Linked DNA regions of Homo sapiens: region 2 is linked to region 1. A link is a loop called in an ENCODE intact Hi-C map of the cell type or tissue named here. Cell type or tissue: Caco-2. All regions are shown on one strand.

Evidence for each region. A loop is a pair of places that touch in the nucleus more often than their neighbours do. Peaks named below come from ENCODE experiments on the same cell type or tissue, not always from the same donor. Only the 100,000 strongest peaks of a DNase experiment are listed, where the experiment ranks them.
Region 2: it touches region 1 in a loop (10-fold over the local background); 24 of 110 quality-filtered maps call a loop at or near these places.

What each region holds. Positions count from the first base shown.
Region 1 is chr5:141,959,456-141,961,955 of GRCh38, reverse strand. It overlaps a transcript of RNF14 not described here. Among named protein-coding and RNA genes, the nearest start is that of PCDH12, 2.5 kb to the right of the region's middle. In Caco-2, CTCF peaks have their summits at 1,048 (motif pointing right) and 1,756 (motif pointing right); DNase peaks (open chromatin) are centred at 1,045 and 1,770.
Region 2 is chr5:141,664,086-141,666,585 of GRCh38, reverse strand. It overlaps ARAP3 (ArfGAP with RhoGAP domain, ankyrin repeat and PH domain 3), which reads left to right. Exons shown (of 33, transcript NM_022481.6): 17 at 1-162; 18 at 1,212-1,275; 19 at 1,501-1,664. Among named protein-coding and RNA genes, the nearest start is that of FCHSD1, 14 kb to the right of the region's middle. RefSeq lists a silencer at 1,345-1,414. In Caco-2, a CTCF peak has its summit at 1,416 (motif pointing left); a DNase peak (open chromatin) is centred at 1,405.

The sequences.
Region 1 (2,500 bases):
GAGATTCACGAGGAGAAAGCCTGGAAGACCAGAGCCCTGGAAGTGGGGCAGCCAGCCCAGCGGGACATTCGTAGGGGCGAGGTGTGATCTCAGCCTTCATTCAGCTGGCCTGGGAGTCCTCCAAGGGTCAGAGTCACACCTTACTAGTCTGACCCCTCAAGGTTCCTTAGGACTCCAGGTGTTTTAAGAAGATTCTCTGAACCCCCACCCTTCCCACTTCACCCCTCAGCCCTCCCTGTGGTTAAGAACCCAAGTGTGAACAACCCCAAGTTTGGTGGTTAGTGAGGCCTTCAAGCACAAACCCTAATCCTGCCCTTTTAAAAAAAATATTTTGGACTTAAGGGAGGCTGTCCTCAATTGTTTCAAACCTATTTCAGAGTACCTCCACTCCTTCAAACCTATTTTCAAAACTCAGGAAAACGTCGCCTTTCCAGACGAACTCTAGTGACAGCTCCATTCACCCCTTGGCATTTGACTGCTAAAGATCAGCTGACCCCTGCAGCCAGAAGGAGGAGAGAAAATTGCTAAATGGGGACCTCATTTCCAGAGGTGATCACCTTAAAAAAGTCTGGGGCCTTGTTTGCCAGCTTTGAAATCTCAAAGGGTAATCTTAGCTTCATGTCCCCAGTGTGAATAAAACAAACAATAAAAACCACCTATGAAATCTAAATTCAAACTTTCTTGCGACCTATGCATCATTTTTTTGCATTCACATTCCCAGTCAAAACACAGACACACACACACACACACCCAACAGATATATAACTGCATGTAAAATATATATAGATAAAACAATGTCCTCTGAAGAATATAAATGTTAACACAAGTAAAATTATCATGAATTCCATAACTCCTTCTGTGGCCTTGGTCCACGTTAGGTTTTCCATTAAGAGATACTATTGTCATCAGTGAGTAGCTTCTCCTGTTGTATTCTTCTGTGTAGCACGGGGCTGGAGCTGTGGATATTTATGAACCCCAGGCACCCACTTCCTGTTTTCGTGGCTGTCCCCGGTCCCTGCCTCTGTGCCGTTTTCTCTGCCTTTGGCCACCAGATGGCGCTCTGGAAACGAGTTTTCTGCATCAAAGCTCCCCTGCATTACTCTCAACTAGGCTCCCTCCCTCTTCTCTGTTCCCTTCCAAGCCATTTTCCAGGGTGCAGCCAAAAGGCCTTTCTGGAGGGCACATCTGTGTGATCTTGGGCAAGTTACCTAACGCTGTGTGCTCAGCATCTTCAATGTGATGGTATGGCTGTGAGTGCGTCATGAGAGGATGTAGGTAAAGCACTTAGGACAAGGCCTGGCATGTGGTCGCTGTTCTCATTATCCTGCGTAGAGCTTTTCAAAAGCACTCCACGACCTTCAGGACAAGGTCTAAATTCTTAGCCATGGGAACCCAGGCCACTGCATCATCTGAGGACCCCTGCTTATGTCCCCTGCCCAACCTTCCTCCCTACACTACTGCACTGACCCTCTTGCAGCACAGCCAGGAGCCAGCCTGCCCACTTCGGGGCCTTTGCCCATTTTGCCCCTGCCACCAGCTTTGCCTGTCTCCTGCCTATTCAACTTCCTCGGGCTCACTCCTCCAGGTCCGTCAGGATTCAGCGTGTGCCCTCCATGAGGAGCCTCCCGGACCCCCAGGCCTGATTCCAGAGCCATTCTACTGGCCTCTCGCCTTTCATTTTCCCTGCCCCCACCTGCGACTGTCAGCCCCTTGCCTTGTTCACTGTCAGGCACACAGGGGGACGATTGCGGGGCGGATAGTGAGACTGTCACGTGGGCTGCCAGCAGGGGGCAATGGGCACCCTTGTGTCCCTGAGCTCCCAGGGGCTCCTAGTAGCTTAGGCAGCACCTTGCCCACACCAAGCTGAGGGAGACCTGAGAAATGGGATTCCTGCCAAAGAGGCAAAGAAAAAAGTGAAGGGACAAATGCAAGGCCATCTTTGCCATTTGCGTATGAGGCATAAAACTTGGAAGATAATAAACAGCAAAATCATAGTCCTTATGTGCTGAGTGCTTTCTCTGAGCCAGGCCCTGTGCTGAGTCCTTACCCCACCTTGTGAGATCGATGACAGCCCTCAGAGAAGGAAACAGAGGCTAGGAGAGGTTAAGTCCCTTGTGCAGTGTCTCAGAGCTTGTGAGTGGCCTGTCTGTCTCCAGGGCCATGCTGTAGGAGGTGGCCCTGGATTCAGGCCCCTTGCTATGGTTTAATGGGTTTCAGTGAAATAGTTGGGAAACCTCAGGAGTGGGATATGGAGTTAAGGGAAAGAAAAGCCAGAGAGAAAGGGAAGGAGTGCAGGTGACTGTCCCTTAGCCACCCCAGTCCTGATGACCACAGGCCTCCATGCCAATAAGCCCTGACTAGTGCCACTTGGGTCCAAACATGGCATCTCTGGCCCCAAGGGCTTAGTAGCAAACACCCATCTAGGGAAGCTGGCGTTCATTCTCATCACCTCAAATGCTTCATGAGCCTCAGGGATCAACCTTGAAGTGGGTATAAGGCT
Region 2 (2,500 bases), 300 kb after region 1:
GCCTATGGCTGCGGTCCCCCTCCCATACAGCCCCGGCCCCTGGTCTCTGGCTGTCAGGGTTTGGCCTCCTTCGTGGTGACCACCTCTTCCTGTGCTCAGCGCCGGGCCCAGGCCCCCCAGCCCCTGAGGACATGGTGCATCTGCGGCGGCTACAGGAGATCAGTAAGCGGGGAGGTTTGGGGGGACAGGGATGAAGGGTGGCCATGCGGGTGCATGGAAGCAGACCTTTATTATTTGGGGGTTCTTATGGGAAACAGCAGAACATGGTGGCTTCAGGTACAAGCTCTGAAGGGAAACTGCCCAGCTTTAGACCCCACCTTCATCACTTCCTAGCTGTATATCCCTGGACAAGTTATTTAACCTCTCTGTGCCTTAGTTTCCTCATCTTTAAAATGGGCACAATAATAACACCTTCCTCAGAGGGTTGTAGTGAGGTTCAAATAGGGTAATGCATCTAAAACATGTATCGCAGAGCCTGACAAGCATTTTTTAAGTGCTCAATAAATGTTGTTATTATTATTATTATTATTATTTTTTTTTTTTTTTGGAGACAGAGTCACGCTCTGTCCCCCAGGCTGGAGTGCAAGGGCATGATCTCAACTCCTCAACTCACTGCAACCTCCGCCTCCCAGGTTCAAGCAATTCTCCTGCCTCAGCCTCCCAAGTAGCTGGGATTACAGGTGTCCGCCACCACGCCCAGCTAATTTTTGTATTTTTAGTAGAGAAGGGGTTTCACCATGTTGGCCAGGCTGGTCTTGAACTCCTGACCTCAGGTGATCCACCCACCTTGGCCTCCCACAGTGCTGGGATTACAGGAGTGAGCCACTGCGCCCGGTCTATAAATATTATTATTATTTGGAATCACTTGCTGGTTGGGTCCTGGGAGAGGGGACTGGGTGCCCTCACTGCTTTCCTTTCTCCTAAAAGAGGAACAATGTAAGATAATATTTTAGGACTTTGGAAACAAGAGACCTGGGTTTGTGCTCAGCCTTGCCATTTTATAGCAAGTAATCTGGGGCAAGTTACTTAAACTTTCTGAGATTAATGTGTCACCTATAAAATGGGAATAATAGTACATAACTCATAGGATTCAACTGAACGTTTTTTGTAATGCTCCTAGCCTGGCATCTATGCACGTTAAGCATTTAATAAATAATAGTCTCTATAATGAAGACGATAATCATGAAAATGTCCACTGATTCTCCTCCCAGGTGTGGTTTCTGCAGCTGACACCCCAGATAAGAAAGAGCATTTGGTCCTGGTGGAGACAGGAAGGTAAATTGCCCCTGCCCTTGACCTGGGGCTCCCCTTCCTGGAGCAGAGCCCATACTCTGCAACCTGGCCTGCTGGGCCATTGCCCACTTCCTCAAAGTTTCTTCCCTTGCTCCAGGATGATTTGGGTTGGGTGTTGCTGCCCTCTGCTGGTGGCTCTGGGAAGTCTGGTCCCCATGCATCTGGGCCTGTCGGAGCTGGCTCTGATTCAGGCCTCTGGGGTCTCAGGACCCTGTATCTGCAAGGAGAGGGCCGGCTGGACTTCACGGCATGGAACGCAGCCATTGGGGGCGCGGCTGGTGGGGGCGGCACAGGGCTGCAGGAGCAGCAGATGAGCCGGGGTGACATCCCCATCATCGTGGATGCCTGCATCAGTTTTGTTACCCAGCATGGTGAGTAGGCACTGGCTGGTACTGAGCCAATGGGGGTGGGGGGTGGGGGTGATGAGGGGGTGGAGAACGTGAGCACAGCCAGGGTGGAACGTGAGCACAGCCTGGAAGAGCTTTGCCTCCAGAAACTGCAGCTGGACCCCAGCTGGTCATTTGACTCTTGGCAGGCTGCTTTGCTTTTCTGAACCTCAGTTCCATCATCTGTAAAATGGGGCCAACGGTCCTCATTTTCCAGGATAATTGTGACAGTGAGACAATGCCTGTCAAGCCTTGAGCGCAGGGCCTGGCATGTAGTAAGTGTTCAGAAGTTTCGTCAGAGTGTGGAGTAGGGGAGGAGCACTGAAAATGTGACTGAGGACACAGAGCCATGGCAAACAGCGAGCAGCTGCGAGGTGAGAGCTGAGCTGTGCAGCACATTCCCAGAAGTTTTAAGCAGAATTATTCTGTGTGGGAGGTTTTCTGGGCTTAAATGGTCAGCTGTGCAAGTGGCCCCCATAATTCTTTGTGAGTTTTTTTGGTTGTTGTTGTTTGCTTTTTTTTTGAGATGGAGTCTTGCTCTGTTGCCCAAGCTGGAGTGCAGTGGCATGATCTCAGCTCACTGCAACCTCCGCTTCTCGGGTTCAAGCAATTCTCCTGCCTCAGCCTCCCAAGTAGCTGGGATTGCAGGCGTGCCCCACCACACCTGGATAATTTTTATATTTTTAGTACAGGTGAGTTTTACCATGTTGGCCAGGCTGGTCTCAAATTCCTGACCTCAGGTGATCCACCCACCTTGGCCTCCCAAAGTGCTGGGATTACAGGTGTGAGCCACCACACCTGGCCCTTTGTAAGTTTTTTAT